Regions from separate parts of the Homo sapiens genome. Here region 2 is linked to region 1. Evidence: chromatin loops called from intact Hi-C (ENCODE). Cell type or tissue: heart left ventricle. All regions are shown on one strand. Links, peaks and the distances in the headings refer to the core of each region. The heading gives the core; the rest is flanking DNA. Region 1 holds the start of LOC124901018 (a long non-coding RNA gene). Region 2 overlaps SSBP2 (single stranded DNA binding protein 2).

Region 1 (8,713 bases), core at 312-8,311:
TCCCTCTGACTCGGACAGTGCTTCCACTCATGGGGGCTTCATAAGTGGTTGCATTTAGAGACCCGCTCCCTGAAAAAAAGGATATCTGTTTCTTCCAATTGCATGTGGAGTTCCCTGAACAGTCATTACAGGTCTCTTCCAGCATCCCCTTCCCTTCAATGTCCCCCACCCCCATTCCCACTCCCAGTAAAATTAGACAAGCCTATATTCTACTTAGAGGAAGAAGGTATTGTCCCTGGGAGGTTCCCAGGTCCCCAGCCATTAGAAGAAATCTCCAGGTCTGTCTCAGCACAGTACTTCCCTGTAGCAGGATAATGTGCCCTTCCTGGAGCTGGGCCGACTTTGCCCTAAGGTTACATTTCTACACAAAGAAGCCTTTAAGGGTGCTGTTGCAGGCCTCCACACTGGAGGTTTATATCTGTCAATCTTAGAAAAAAAGGAGGCTGTAATAAAACTGCAGGAGCCAGCAGTGGGGGATTACAACTCCAGGATCAGAGGAGGTCTGCCTCACAGCCCCGCTAGATGCTGAGATTGGCCTCTCTGAGGATGGAGAACAATAAAGCGGAAGGAATTTAAGTCAATTGGCTGCTGGATTGCATTAGCAGGACTCAGAGAAGGGGCACTTGCTGAGGGTGGTGCCTGGATTCTTGGCCGCTGCCCTTGTGCCAACCAAGCTGGGAGATCCAGAGTCTGAGGGAATGAGAAAAGTTCACCCAAGTCCAACAAGTTGGGGAGGCCTGTGGCATGCAGACACCCAAATTGGAGACTGTGTGTGCTGCAGCCATTGCAGCTCCAAGTGTAATTTAGTTGATTTACAGTTAATATGAGCAAATATTAATTAAGGTTTCAGTGAGTGACCATGATAGGCAGAAAAACAGGAAATACATCAGAAGGTGTGCTGGAACACTTTGCAAAGAAAACAGGAGGAAAAGCAAAAGTAGTGGCCTCTGGGAGCTGGGCAAAGAGAGTATTGGGGGAGTCTGAAAGTGGACCTGCCTGGTGGAAGGCATGCAGGTGGGGGAGGTGGAGTAGAGAATAGAGAAGAGAATAGCTGAGACTAGAGAGGACATCACTGACACCTGCCCAGCAGCTCTGCAGCCTTGAATTTGGCAGTGTGGTCCTGATGCCTGCATGGAAGGCTTGTTGGACCCAGCTTGAGAGCTTCCTAAAATATCCTTGGGCCTGATGCAATATCACTTTGTGATGGCACTGCATTGCGATGTGGTGACAGGATAACCTGGTGGTGGAGAGGGAAGGCCTTTTATGTCTTCATATGATTTCATCTGAGAGAGGCCAAATGAGCCCGGCACTCCCAAAGGAGAATGGGTGGGTTGGAAGAGTGGTTAAGCTCTCTGATGTGGAAGGAATAGAGTTCCCGTCCACCCACCCCCACGACAGAGGGCTAGATGCCTGGGAGATGCTCAGTTAGGAGAGGGAAACTCTGGAGGACAATCCCAAGGGGCCTCTCAGCAGTTCACAGGGGCTCTAAAACGCTAAGGGGAGGAAGAGCAGTGTTAACATCAGCCTTCACCTGGAGAAGGCAGCACAAAGAACAGGGCAGCTTCCCCCTAGAATATGCCCTCTGAGTAAGGGAAAAGGAGTTGGATTGGGAAAGGAGAGACGACACAGGCCTAGTGTGGAGAAAGCCACCAGGAGCTCCAGCACTCTCCAAGGTTTGGCCTAGGTCATCTCCAAATAAAAACAGTTTGCCTAGCTCTAGGCAAGCCCTTGTTCTGCATAATGATTTGAATTTTGAAATGTGACTTAAACCTTGCAAAGGAATGCAACTCTTTTCTCCCTCCCCCAGGCCATTCTATCTTTCTTAGAGGGCCAGAGGTGGATCAGAGGGAGGAAGGTTTAAAATTTTAGCCCCTTTACCAAAACATGGAAAGTGTCAACCACTAAGTCTCCCGCCATCCCCGCCCCCAATGCTCAAAGTGTTCAAAACTAAAAGCTACAGCATCTTTTCAGCAAGTAATCAGCACAAGTTGAAAGGCACATGCTGTTGCATTTCTGATCAGATTGTATGTTAAGCAGGAAAATATACCCCCACCCCAACCCTTTTTGGCTAAATGCATGTCTGTTTAAAGAAGCCACCAGGCAGTGCCTCTCACTTTGTCTTGGCAGGGCACAACCATCAGACGAAGTGGGAGGAAGAAACATTAACTTCAACAGCTGTTTCTTGACCCCGGCTGTCAGTCTTCCCAAGAATAAATTTTGGAGAGTCCTATTTGAAACAAAGAGGGAGTTTTGGGGGAGAGAAAAGTTGGTTGGTTCCAGGGCGACCGCCCAAAGAAGCAGGGAACAAGATGTTTGCAGTTACCACGCAGCCTGCAAGCCTCTGCCGGGTGCAGGGATGGAGCAAAGTAACTTGAAAGCTCCCCTCTCGGCGCCCTGTGCCTGCAGCTTCCCCCCCTAACGCGCGCCCAGATCCAGCGCCGGTGGTAGGAGCCGTAGCTCGACTACAGTAATTCCCCAGCTCGGGCGGCTTGAAACTGCTCGGGCTGAATAGCATTTGCTGTTCCGTCCTGCGGCCGCCTCCCGCCGCGGCTGCCGCGCTCCCTGCAAAGCAGCTCTCATTATCCCGGAAGTTGTGCTGACACAGTCTCGCTGCCACCAGAAGTTTGTCAACATCAAACTTCTCCTGTGTGGGGTACGTTCACCTTCCACGAGTATTTAATCGAGCCAACAAGCAAACAAACAAACCCAAATAAACCTGCCCGTGATGTTGTGGTCTTTTTTTTTTTTTTTTTTTTTTTTTTTTTTGCTTTCCTGGAAAGCTGGAGCTGTTAGGAATGTGCTGGTGGGGTCTGAGAGTGCCTGTGGGGTGGGCGGGGGGGTGGGCGGATGGAGATAAGGGAGACGGCCCCCCGGGTGGGGAGTGAGGAAGGGGCAGCGGAGGCGGCAGGCGGGCAGCTAGAGCTGGGGGCGGGAAGGCGGCTGGGGCTGGGGGCCGGCGAGTGGGTCCTGCAGCCTCTTGGCTGCTGCTTGTTTGGAGGATGTACGGACAGGGGCGAAGGTGGCTTTGGGTCCCCCGACCCCGCAACAAAGGTTATATGGAAGTGATGGCGAGGCAAAGCTGGGAGGGCCGGGACGCCCACTGTGCTCTCCACACTCCTGCAGGACATTTCTGCAGACATCTCACGGCATCTTTCGGAATAAAGGGCATTGGGGTCATAAAATGTATTCTGAGACTTAAATTGCAACATTAAAAAAAATTCCATAGGATTGGAGGGCAGGGATGCACCATCATTTCTGTCTTTGAGAGGTCTCTTCTGGTATCCTTGATTAAGACCATTTGGTCTAAACTTAACTGACTTCCTCAGCCAGGTCTCGGCGTTTAGTTCAAGTTGCAGCAACACAGTTTGATGTTTGTGGTTTCCAGTTGCTCCCCTGCTGAGACGCTCCAGGTGCTCCACCAGCGCCTGGGGACTCTGATTAACACTTTCCATTCCATAGTTTTACCCGGACAGGGTCAATCCTGCTCAGATGATGGAGAGGACAAGGTCGGCCTTGCAGAGTTGAGACACAGGCATTCATGAAGGGGTGCTACTTGGGGGCCACAGGCTTTTGTGGAGGGGCTGGAACTTCAGACACTGATAATAACTTTGTATCTGCTTCGGAAAGCCACTAGTACTGCACTCAAACAGGGGAGAACAGAAAGGGGGTTGCGGTAATACCCCACGTGGTGTCCAGGCAGATGGGGCGGCTGAGAGAGTTCAGTATCTGTCCACCTGTGGGTGCAGCCACATTCTTCTCTACTCTTCAAAAATAAGTCGGAGTGAGTAAATATCTCTGAAGAGATTAATATTACTCATTATCCCACTATGATATTGTGGGAGTGGGGAGGCAGGTTTCATCCATTTAGGAAGCGAAGAGCTGAATTTTCTCTTCTTGTTGGTCATCTGTTAGTGAGTATGTTTTTAGGAAAATTAGGTCTACAGTCATGTATCTTCAATAGCAAGAAGCAAGATGCTTTCTCCTCTTTTTCAAACTGCCCTAAACTGGAAAATTGTATCAGTCTTAAGGGGCCAGCTTACCTTAAACAAAAAAACAAAATCTGAAGAAAATATAACCGGGGCGTTTCTTGAAACTGGAAGGTACTTTGGACAAACAGAAATCAAATGCATTAAAATACAGTTATAGAGCAGGCAGTCCTTAAATGCGCGCGCGCCCACACATACACACACACACACACACACACACACACACACACACACGGTGGGGGGATGGTGGCAGGGCAGAGAGAAATGTGTTTTTTGAAAAGTTTGGCTATTCACTACGGTAAAATTTTCCCCTTGGCCATGCCTCAAAAATTTCCCTTAATTATTTATTCAGACTCCTGTTCTTCGGGTGGTATTTCTATTTACTTATTTTCTTATAGTCCACAAAGTACTACTCAACATATTGGACCTCAGTGTGGACAGGTGAATGAAGGACATGTGGAGAATTCCATTTCCAACTCCATGTGCATGAATTATTTGCCCTGGTTGTTCATCTGTCATAGTGTAAAAAGCCTGATTTACAAAGACTGGAGGCCTTTCGCAGAACAAGGTATTGTATGCTTCCTATGGTTGGGCTTATTTACAAATAAAACTATTTTGCATTTCTGTCTGAAATTCCCTACTTGCACAAGGATAATTTTCAGAGTTTTCAGTTTCTAGTTCCGGAATGGGAGTGGGAAGCACGAGGAAACAATTTCTTTTTACAGTGATGTGAGCTCTATGCTCATCTGGATTTAGTTACTTCATAAGGTAAATATCACTAAATGTGCATTGGGGTCTTTAGAGATCTAAGGCGCTGGATGGGTGAAAATAGTCTACTGTGAAATGCTGAAGAATGTCAAACAACTGAATTCATTTGCAGAACTAATTGGGTCAACTATGGTGTTCTTTAAAGTGGAGATTGATTTGAAAAATTTGTAAAGTATTTTCAGTTTAATTTCAGTTACATTTAGGTTATATTAGTCAGCATGACTTTTAGAATTTTATCCTAGAAATTCAATTAAAACAGATCTTTCTGAAAAATATATACTTTCCAGTGAATAGTGTCCACTAATGAAAACATAGGTTTTGAATTTCATGCTAATTACATTTTTAAATAATGAAGTTCTTGTCATTATTTTTATTTAAAGGCAAAATATCTGCATAGATAATAGCCAAAGCTAACCAAACTGCTTTAAAAATTAATGAATATTAATGAAGTTCAGGAATAGCACAATACTGCCCCTGCCTGCCTCAGGGAAACAAATGTATTGACTTCATTCTCCTAAAATAACAACCCTTAGTTATTGATGGTTAAAATAATTTTATTGCTAAAAAGATGGTAGATAATGCATTTTTTGCAATTCTTAAAGACTTGGCCCTGTTGAATACACTAAGATCTTTTATCATTTTACATATCTGAATGCTATTTCTTTTCATTAATTTGCTGTCTTAACATATATCTTTCTCATTTTTCTAAGTTCTCCTCCCCCCTCGTTTTAGTAGTTCACATGAGCAACTCAGAGTTTTCAGGCCTTCTTCTATATTTGGTATATAGATAATAGCATCATTAGTCAGCGCTTTCATTCATCTAAATTTGTCTAAGCATATTGGAAGCTGCCCATGAAATTTTCCAATGAAAGTGACAAATGGACGTCAATCAAGTGGCCCCACCCATTTCAACCTTGTTTTGTATGATGTGTGAATGTTTGTGTATATTTCTTCCATAAAGATAGGCTAGGCTATTTTTTGATCTGGACATCTGCCTGCTAAGGCAAGTTTCCCAGGCAGATCACTGGTTGGCATTAGACTAAATTTGCAAAATTTAACACCAAAAAATGACAAAAGAAAAGAAATAGTATATGAAATTAAATAATGGCAGAATTCATTCCCTTAAGATAAATAATTTTTGATGCTCTAAATTTCAAGATTCTACAGTTTTACTTTAAATGAATTTGTAATGAGAAAGGTAAAATCATTTCAAGTAAGCCAGCAAATTTGGGTCAAAATGAAAGCAGTTCTGTGAGAGAGAGATACCTGCTTCCTATAGGGCTGTTTGGGATTTTCTGTCTGCTAAAATATATATGTATTTTAATACCTATGCATACTATATTCTCTCTCTCTGTCTCGCTGTGTTTGTGTGTGTGTGTGTGTATTTGTATTATGCTACATTCATGTCCTATTTCTATTTTCCTTCTTTGTTTTTAATAACCAGTCCAATCTCTAATGCTATTTTTTGGGTGAATGTGCTTATTAGGACTTGCTGCCAGTTTTAATCTGAGATTACTTTGACTGCACTTGAAATCTGTTGCTGTTTTATAACCTGTAACATGTTTTTACATGTTTGGGAGTGCTACTGCTGCTGCTGTAAAAAATTCTGTGTTGAAATTATAATGAGTTTATGTATTTAGCCAAAAAGTACCGTATGCTGAAATGAGACAGGAAAGATTCTAAAATCCTAAATGGGTTAGTAAACCCTTGATAATAATTGTAGTTTTATAGATAAAAATATCTTTAACGTTTTCACACAACATAGAATAGGTTTTTTTCCTCAAGTTGTTATAGAATCTCTTTGTCCATAAGGAATATTAAAGAAAAGTTTAGCATTTGAAGTTATTCTATTTGGGAATGCTTTGGAGTGAAGCTAATCTTTACACCCAGGACCACAGATTGCAATTTCACTTACCATTATCCATGGCAGGATGTTTAATTTTACTCCTGCGACCCAAAGAATTTTTAGTGAATTTTTAAAAGTGGAATGTGGAAAGTATCTCCAGCTCATTGCAAATGTGGGAATTAGATAAATAATGCTCTAAATGACCATTTATTCTATGACTTGTTATTATAATGAGGAGACATGAAAAAAAGTTAACTAAACTGTGGGTTTAAAAGTTTAGAATATCTTTTGACTGTGGCTGTAATCAGAGTCATCACGGCAATTACATTTTAGCATGTCATGATTTCTTTGGTCCACAATTGTTTTTCTTTCCAAATGTGCTGTATATAAAGGTAAAATTGAGATTTTTTCTAATGGCTTATTCTGCAAGCTAAACTTGTTTTCTAAAAACCTAATCAGACATTTCTTTCTGTTTATATGGAAATAAAGAATCTTGAATTAGGAAAAGAACCTGGTTCTCTTGCTTATGATTTTGGAAACATAGCAAAAATTTTTAATATATAGATTTATGTTATAGGGATAACTGCCTTTTTATGGTGGGCGGTGGGGGGTGCGGGAAGAAGCCTCGGTTTTGTTAATAAGCAATACCAACCTGGCTTGGAACTACTACTAAGAATTAGATATGAAAAGGATCAAGCTGCTCTAACTTAAATTTCCAGATATGTAACATGTGCGATGGCCACTTACCTAGTGGAAAAATAATATGTTTACTTTCCTACAATTTTCTGAATGCATCCTACTTTGGAGATTTACATATGATGGAAATCTCTGTGTTTAGGAGCCTGGTGTGGGAAATCTGACCTGCCAGGATTCTCCAGCCTTGCCATCCTTCCTCCTAGCTGGTGGTTCCTTCTTTATGCCACACGCCTGATTCTTCTCCTCTAGTCTGTATCCTGTAGTGTGCCCCCATCAGGCCTCCTCTGGCAGAGCACAGATTAACAGGTTCAGCCTCACTTAAAAGCTCTTTAAAGATAAAATTAGCCAGGTTTATTTCCGCCCCCACCCCCAAAAAACTATTTTTAGTCAAAGGATCTTAAGGATGAAGAAGTTCTAGAAGAGGCCTGTAAGCAGAGGCTGCTTTCAGGTTGTGGTTCCTGGAGAACCCACAGCCCAGGGCCCAGAAGCCCTTTAAAGTATTTTATGACCACTGGAGGGCTCAGAAGGAATCCCTAAATGCCTTTAAAAGTCCCAGAACCCTCCCCATTTAGCCCATGCTTGTAACCATACTGCGCCATTCCCATAACAAGGGCATGAAGAAGCTTTTGGGTAGGCTTGGAAAAATGACAGGGATGGATGTGTCCCATCTCACTGTTCCAAGGAGAAGATTGGAGGACAGGCAGCTGAAGGGACAGATACCCTGTCCAGACACTTGACAACTCCTGGGCAGTGAGCCAAGCAGTGGGCCAAGCACTGGGCACAGCTCCAGAGGCCGGGCCTATGCCCAGGGCACTCAGTGATTTAAAGCTGGCAAAAGAGAACGCTCCTGTCGGCAGGAAACTGAATTGAACAGATTGGGAAAAAGCAAAAACAGGCTGCCCAGGACGCTGTCTCCCTGGACTCAGTTTTCAGTTGTCAGCGGCAACCTGGGGTAGAGCAGATTCTGCATTTCCTCCTGCCTAGGAGGCTGGTGGAGGTGGGACCGAGTCCAGGGAGTATGCAGCACGCGAGGACCCAGCACAGGGAGGCACAGAGGAGACGCCTGGCACATACCCCACCGGGGAGAAACCTTGGCGTGGCAAAGTCATCAATTCAGTATTTTCCAGGCTAGCTTTGCCTGGGCTCTGGAGTGCCCTCTCAAAGTGAGTGCTGGGATAAGAACAGGGTTTTTCCTGTGAGTCTTGATGCTTCATAATTTCTGTAAAATGTTAGCACTTCCTTGCCCAGGGATTTATCTCAAAAAGTATCTTAAGAGAGTAAGAGAAAGAACAAGATTTTCTCAGCCTTTTATTTCATTTCTACTTTTTAGTGCTTACCCTGATTTTATAAGAAAAAGAAAAATTGAAGGCTAGGAGAAATCCCCCCTCCTGTTGCTATAGCATACTCATGCTTTTGA
Region 2 (8,000 bases), core at 1-8,000, 340 kb before region 1:
CTTCCTTTGCCTAAGTCATAACTCATCCTTAAATGCGAAATTGGATTTCATTTACTATTTTGACAATACTTTCCTAACTATGCACCTCCCAAGATTCGGTTTGGTGGCCTTCTGATTTGCTCTAAGAGCACACTACAGCCATTTTCTTTCTATGCTGTAATGGCCTCTTCTCTCATTCATCACATTGTAGGGCTTCTCGAGGGCAGGGATTTTGTATACAACTCTCTCACAGGTGCCTACCAGAGCCTGAATCCACCGTTTAGTATGAATTCAGGTCATTGCCCTTCCTAAAGATCTCTGATGGCTCCTACTGAATACTCAGGTTCTTAACATGTGCCATGCTATAGCATATCTTTTCAATTTTATGTCTTGGAACTCCTGCCTACCCTCCCCACTACCTTCTGTATGTATTACTCTGAACACCTCTGCACAGATCATTTTGATGCAGTCACGCTTTTGTTTATACTATTCTGACTTTCTGAAATGTAATTCCTCTGCTTATTTTGGTGGACAATGTTTTCCAATCTACTCTTATCTCCAACTCAGGCAGATTTAATGGCTCTCTCATCCAGGTCATCACAGAACTTTAAACTTTACTCTGTTACAACACATATTTCACTGTATTATAGTTATTTATTTTTAATAATGCCTCACGGGCTATACAATAAGCTTCAGGAAGGTACACACTACACCTGCTAGTTTTTAGATGCCTACTACAGTGCCTGGCATATAGTAGTACTCAAATATTTATCACATTGGAAAAACTAAAAGCTAACGGTTTCAATTACTCTTACCGAGACTTTGAGATAAAAGATAGGCAAACGGAGAACAGTTCATTCTACAAAATGTGGAAATGAAAAATGTATGGATTTATACATCTTGGCTTAACCCTAGAATGAAAGAATCTGGCTTCCTCCCCAAACTGCTCCCTCTTTTAAAAGTGCCTCTTAGAGACTTTCAGTAACTCTCAAATATATATTTTTCTGATTTACTCTGTTAACTCCTACCCATCTTTGGTAAGAGAAAGAAGGGAATGAGGAAAAAATAAAATGAACTGGAAATATTTCATGAATAACAATCAACTACGAGGCTTAAAAGATAAATTCAGTGGCAGAAGTCCAGACTACTTTGATTTGAATTCAAGCCCTGTAACTTTCTGACTTTGTGCAAATCACTTAGCTACCAATGCCTTGGTTTCTCTATCTGTACAGTGGGAATGATAATAATACATATTTTACATCTAGGGATATTGTGAGGATTAGAGTTTATATATGTAAAGCATTTAGAATGAAGCATGGCATGTAGTTAGCAGTTGTTAAGTGTAAGCTTTTATTTTCAATATCTTAAATGCTGGTGGTTTAATTAATAATCAAGAGTTACAGTCTATTCCTAGATTATAAGATAGGGCCCCCACGACAGAATGTGACTCTAAGAAGACTTTTCTAGACTACTTGGGTATTAATACAGAGTAGCTGAACAAATAAGCATGTCCTAAAGGACTAGAGTTGGATCTCTGCTTTAATTAAGACCTTTTATTCAACTGATACGGTTTGGAAAATTATTTATAATTTTATTTCTTTATTTTCACATTTATAAGTACATTGATGACCCTGCAATGATGGTGTGAATTTGAATTAGCTAACAAATGATTATGAAGAACTCTGAAAATACAAAATGGAAGTGACAAATTAGTTTATAAGTACCTAATGTAATTCATTAACAATACAGCATATTACCTTAGGTCCTGTAATGCCTTTCGACTCTAGTTCTTAGCTCCTAAGTTCTTAATTTTCTTAAACGGTATTATAAAATTAACTATAATTAATTTAAAAATGAATTTCGAAATTTATGTTGGTTTGAGTTAGAAAACTGTCAGATTTAAGAAGTGGATGCTGTGAAATTTTAAAAAGTTAAATACTGTATTGTCATTGTAAAATTGTTATCATCATTGCTAAAATAAGTGGTCTTGTTGAAATTTAAGAATACTCACATGTATTTGAAATCTGATCTTAAAATGTTATATAATATTAATAAAAATTCCAGCTTAAAAGCCCCAAAGATAATTCTCAAACATATTTTGATATAGCCTGTAATTCTTGATAAATTAATAAATTATAATTTAGTTATATTTTGAAATTACAGCCAAATCTTAATCATCTTGTCTATGCTTGTATAGTTAATATCCATCTCTTTCCAGAACCTCATATTTAGTCTGTTCTCCCACAAAATATTTACCACAGTTAATTTAATGGGCTAATTTGTATTTCTCAATTCCTTTTCTTTCTTAATTGAGCAACAAAATGACTAAGTAAATAAATACATAATCTAATAACAAATAAAACATAAGAAGAAAGGGATATAATAGATAACCCATCTGAATAATCAAGAGTTGGCTACACATTATTATTTACCTTAAAAATTAAAATAGCCTTATCTTCCTTCGTATCTTTAATAAAATCAAACAGGAGTTCCTATGCTTTAACATTCCTAGTCAGAGTTTCTCTGAGTACCTGAAAGAACCCTGGTGGTACAGGACCTACTGGCATGCCATCTCCTGGGGGAATGTTTCCTAGCACTGGACTGGGAGCTGCTGCAGCACTCTGCAAAGAATAAAGGAGAAACAAACCTATATCATTACAGAGAAGGCACAAAACCAAAGACTAATGATAATAGATTGCAGGACGGGATGCTCTTTCATGCCTGGGAACAAATACTGGTAATTTTCCCCATCCTAGAAGTAAACTGAGATACAACAGTTTAGTATATGACTGGTTAAATTAGTTGGTTTTAACAAATCTCTTTAAACTTTGTGAAGTCAAAGAACTTAAATAATGTGGTATATTTTGATGATATAGTAAATGCAAATAGTACTATGACAAAATAATAAAAGCTTTAGTAAATGCTTTATTTTAAGGCACAGGCATCTGAAATGGCAACATCAAAAACAAACAGGTGAATAAATAGGTAAAAAGTTTGAAGATGGTGGGGTGGATTGTAGGAGTTGACAAAAATAATTCTCCCTTTTTTTTTAAGATTATGCTTTTATGTCATAAACAAGTATAATTAAATTTCCTGCCTATAGGTGGCAACACTCATATTATTCACTTTCTGATATACTGTAACTGGTAGCCAAAGTATATAGGGTGGTGAGGACAAAAAAGTAAATAAGGGATTGAATAGGAGAAATAAATTAGATTTGGAGAGAATAGTCTCATACAAATTATGAAAAAAAAAATTGAAAAATTCAAAGTCTACTTCACTTGCAAATTATTTCATGGAATCCTGGTATTTCATAAAATAGGAGTATGAAAAACTTTGGGTTGGACTCTTTGTAATAAAATCAACATTATAGATTTAATACTTACATAGGGCAGTTATACATACAACTGTTCTACAATCATAGATTTCATCCCTCAACCTGATTAGACATATTACAAATACTAAAAACAGTCGAGAAGGGATCAGAAATATGCTGAAGATAGATCAGTTTGAATTGAACAGTTCTGCTATGATGAGAAATCAAAGCAACTCTTGTATCTAGTGTATCTGTTGCGCTATCTTCACCTATATTTCAGTGTATTCATTCATGCATTAATATTCCATTATAAGATGTAAAATCTCAGTATGTTTGTAGCACACATTTCCCAGTATATAAATTGTTTAAAAAAACTAAATATGTTTATTTTATAGTACTGACAGTTGTTAATAATTAAGGCCAATGATTTTAGTATTTCCTGAGGAAGTCTAGATTTAAACGTGATTATCTGAAATGTTGCTTACCTATGAATGTCAAAATTTTAAATTTCTGATAAGGCATATGAATATAAAAGAAGAAATAGTATTTCTTAGATTTTAAGATGAAACATGGATCTATTATTCTAAGAAAAACCATGCAATTTCAATTAGCGCACATTAATGGAATACCTACCATTTGTCAGTTATTGCTCTATTGAGCTTTATATAGCAACATTCATGTTTTAAAAAAAGAGAAGCAAATTGCTTTTTTTCATTTTAACTAAACTTGCGTAAAATTTTAATACAACAATGTTACAGTAAGAAGAAAAAATATCATCAAACACAACCTCTTTTAGTTTAAATAAATACGATTACATCCAGATCTAGGAAGAAAGATTTGATCTATATCTTTATGGCTGAAATTACTGTCATGTAGAAGTTGCTCTTAGTATGAAAAGCTAGACATAGCCTATCACTATTGTTCTAATTAACTGCAGAATAGAAAATTGTATAACAACAAAAAGACATATTAAAAAAGACAAATTTGGAAATCACACTCACCTGTACTTTCAAATGTATACTGTAACACTGAGCATATGTACAAAGTGACAAAACAGAATTTACTGAATTACTAAAACTTTTTAGTGTAGTTCAGAGATGTAATTTCTCCCTCAATTCCAGTTGCCTAAGAAGTATATAAAATATGTTTTTTTCTCTATTCAAAGGAATAGGCATTTGTATTCATTTGTAGCTGAACTAAAATTCAACAGGTAAGGATGCTGGTAAAGAAACATGTAAAATTCACAGTTAAATATTTGACTAATTGCTTATTTTTTTTTTCTTTTTTAGCAGGCTACATTGTTTAAAGGTATATCATATGCTAGGTTGGTAGGGTTTTCTTCAAAGTTCTTAATTATATATGTTTCCTGGGTTTTTTTTCTTGCTATTACGTAAAAGCAAAACAAAATAAATCATTTGATGAAGATTTAAGCAAGTTAAACCTTTAAAATGGCTTCTGAATTTTCATCTTATGCTTTAAATTTATTTAATAAATTCAATAAGAATACTGAATTTATTCTCTCTTCTTACATATAGTAAAGGATTTTTAAGTTTTGTAATATAGTAGTTAATGTAATAGGAAAAAAAATCTTTGCCCTCATAAAGCCAGCATTCTACTGAGGGAAGAAAGACAATGAGTAAAACAAACAAAATATATTTATCCATGATCTAAGAAGAAAAAAGGATGGGGAATAGAGAATTCCCAGTAAAATAGGCAAGGATTGTAATTTTAAATAGGATAGTCAAGCAATCAACAAATCAAACAAATGAATGAATCCAGTTACAGTGACTACTAACTGATTTCCCTTCCTACATTTCAAGATGTACCACATTTTTACAGTTTGTACCTATTCCTTCAAAGTGGCACAATAATTTTGTGGAAGTTCCTCTTTCTTAATATTCATACTTTAGGCACAACAAGAGAAGTGTCTTGAAAATAAAGATTTTTATAGCTAGATGATTCATTGTATCCAGCATGAGTTATCTGATGTGATAGTAACTTCTAGCCTTGACCTAAAGACACAAAGTGAAGTGTGCTGAATGCTGGTAATTATCCAGTACACCCAGTATAAAGCACTAGTCCACAGCATTTCAGCCCAAACTTCACTTTGTGGACCACACTTTTTAGCTAAATTATCCATTCACTCTGCTGCAATTTATTGGCAAAAGATTATTCCCTCTCTACTGTATTACACGGACTCAGCTTAGGGTACCATTTGGTACCCTATGCTGATCATTAACATATACTGATAATAAACGCTATAGAGGTACACTAAATGGTGCTCTCAGCATTGTAAAAGAGTATATTTCTCAAACTGCCTAACCTGCTAATTTATATACAGTAGCAAATAAATAATGCAAGCTTTGAAACTGTAAGGTAAATAAGAAGTTTTTGGAATTAGAAATTTATTTAGATGGGAGAAGTACCACATTTCTTCGGATATGTTGCTGAAATTTCTGAGACTTCTCTCAAGCTAACTTCCAAAACTCATGAGTCAAATTTATCCATGATCCACAGAAAGTTGTTGTTGGGCCTGAACCATAAAGCATGTATTATTACTCTATGATGTTGTGACAAAAATCACAAAAGGAGAGCAAATAGTTTAATTACAGTTAAGAACTACTAGAAAGCATTAGTTTCACTGAATTTATGTGAATTCCCATTGGAGTAGCATAGAAAATCCTTTATTATATAATATATCCACGACTATTTAGGGTTGAGTTTTCATTATAGCTCTCTCTTAAAAGAGAAAAACATACAAATAATATGGGTTTACAGTATTTCCTCCAACTAAACTGAATATATAAGACTTCAGTGCAGATATAACAATATTATCATTAAAAGTTGTTTTGTTTCTTCTAACAGATCAATTTGCATGCTTTTATCATGCACTGCCAGATAATGTATTTTCTAACTGCTCTTGAAGCATTTACTTAGCCATCTGTCCTAAATTTCAAGTTTTTTTTTTTTTTTTTGGAGAGTGACAACTTTTTTATTTCTTTTTCATTTTCCCAAAATACAAATATAATTTTACTGACTTTTTATAAATCCAATATTTTAAATTTGGTGTTCTCAAATCAATTAAAGTATGGAACAATTATTTGTTTTCTCAAGGAAATATTAAAATGAACTTATAGAGTTACCATGATATCTTTCTTCATGTTCTATGTACTTACATTTTGTTCAGTTTGTGTGGTCATCTTCTCTGGAACTTTTTGAACTTATATCATTCTACCCTCTAAGAAAGCATGAGTCAATATGTTTATGTTATTTATTTCATCATTTCCCATTTCCCCATTTCTCTGAAATGCTATTATGTGACTGATTTTTAAAAATATTTTATTCTAATTCCATATTTTCTGAATTTCAAGAACAGAGAAATATACTCCTATTTTATATTTTTGTCCTGTTAAATAAAAACTTGAAATAAAAGTTAAAAACCTTCTTATTTTTAAATTTAGTTATTATCACTGTTGGTCTCTGGTAGGGAAAAAAAGTTGTATATACTCTGTATGAAAGTTTCAAAGCAACAGGCATTAAATACAAATTTGTTTAAAAATAAAATTAGGATGCAATTTATTACTAAACACAATTAGCATTTATCAAGATTCTACACACTGAATAACAATTTATTTACTAAGAATGCTAGAGAACTGTTTGCCTAATTATACAGTGAAGAATCAAGACAGTCTATATTTGGTAAAATAGGAAAAATAATTTCATGTGTATGAAAAGTATTTTAAGTATATGAAGATAATAATAGAGAAATTAAAATAGTGCTATGATTATTAGAAACTGGAAAGGGGATTAAAGGGAAGGGTGAGTAGGAAGAGGCTGAGCAGGGGATTATAGATTTTCCTTATTTAGCCATCTGTACTCTTTTTAAGATGCTATGGTACGAATGTGTCCCCTCCAAAATTCAGGTGTTGCCAGTGTGATAGTATTAAGAGGCGGGCCCTTTAGGAGGTGAGTAGGTCTTGAGGGTTCCTCCCTTGAGAATGGTATTACACGTCCTTATAAAAGGGCTTGCTTGATGGAAGGAGTTTTTTGTAGCTTTCCCTCTGCCATGTGAGGATGCTGCAAGAAAGCCCTCACCAGACCCAGATGCTGGTGCCTTAATCTTGGACTTTCCTGCCTCCAGAACTATAATAAATAAATTTATGTTCTTTATAAACTACCCAGTCTCGGATATTCTGTTATAGCAGCACAGAATGAACTAAGACATAAGCCATCTGTAGGTACTTTATGAGAAACACTTAAAATAATGATAGTAGGTATCTTATGTTGGCAACTTTAGTGTAAAGCACAGTAAAATATTTTGGCTATTGGTTGAGGACATATTATTTATCATACTAAAAAATCATCCTTTGCCTAGTACTATAAAAAACAATTTTCAAAGAAATCAGGAATAAGAAAATATGCTTTTTGCCTTTTCATTTTTGGAGTAGTATTATTTAGTGTTTCTTTTGGGAAGCATGATATAAGTAATCACATATTGATAGTTTTCTTAAATCTTCATTGTATTTCTGAGATAAGTCATGCTTGATCATCATGCATGATGCATTTAATAGGCTACTGAATTATATTTGGTAATATTTTATGTAGGAGTTTTACATCTCTATTCTCAATGAGATGGGTCTAGAATGTCCTTTGATGTATTATATTTTTCAAGCTTGAGCATCAGGATTATTCTACCTTTTCAAAA

Evidence for each region. Peaks named below come from ENCODE experiments on the same cell type or tissue, not always from the same donor. Only the 100,000 strongest peaks of a DNase experiment are listed, where the experiment ranks them.
Region 2: a loop joins it to region 1, with 8 times the contacts of the local background. A loop is called at or near these places in 82 of 110 quality-filtered maps.

Annotation. Positions count from the first base shown.
Region 1 is chr5:81,849,477-81,858,189 of GRCh38, forward strand. LOC124901018 (a long non-coding RNA gene) reads left to right here and starts at 3,722. Exons shown (of 6, transcript XR_007058843.1): 1 at 3,722-3,781; 2 at 4,385-4,554. RefSeq lists enhancers at 2,415-3,265, 7,607-7,656 and a silencer at 2,490-2,549. In heart left ventricle, for the core only: CTCF peaks have their summits at 5,236, 7,582, 7,799 (motif pointing right) and 8,167; DNase peaks (open chromatin) are centred at 2,505, 2,995 and 8,075; H3K4me3 peaks cover 2,227 bases; H3K27ac peaks cover 6,859 bases.
Region 2 is chr5:81,511,118-81,519,117 of GRCh38, forward strand. It overlaps SSBP2 (single stranded DNA binding protein 2), which reads right to left. Exons shown (of 17, transcript NM_001256732.3): 5 at 2,511-2,600. Among named protein-coding and RNA genes, the nearest start is that of ACOT12, 120 kb to the left of the region's middle. In heart left ventricle, for the core only: a CTCF peak has its summit at 3,078 (motif pointing right); no DNase peak of the experiment used is centred there.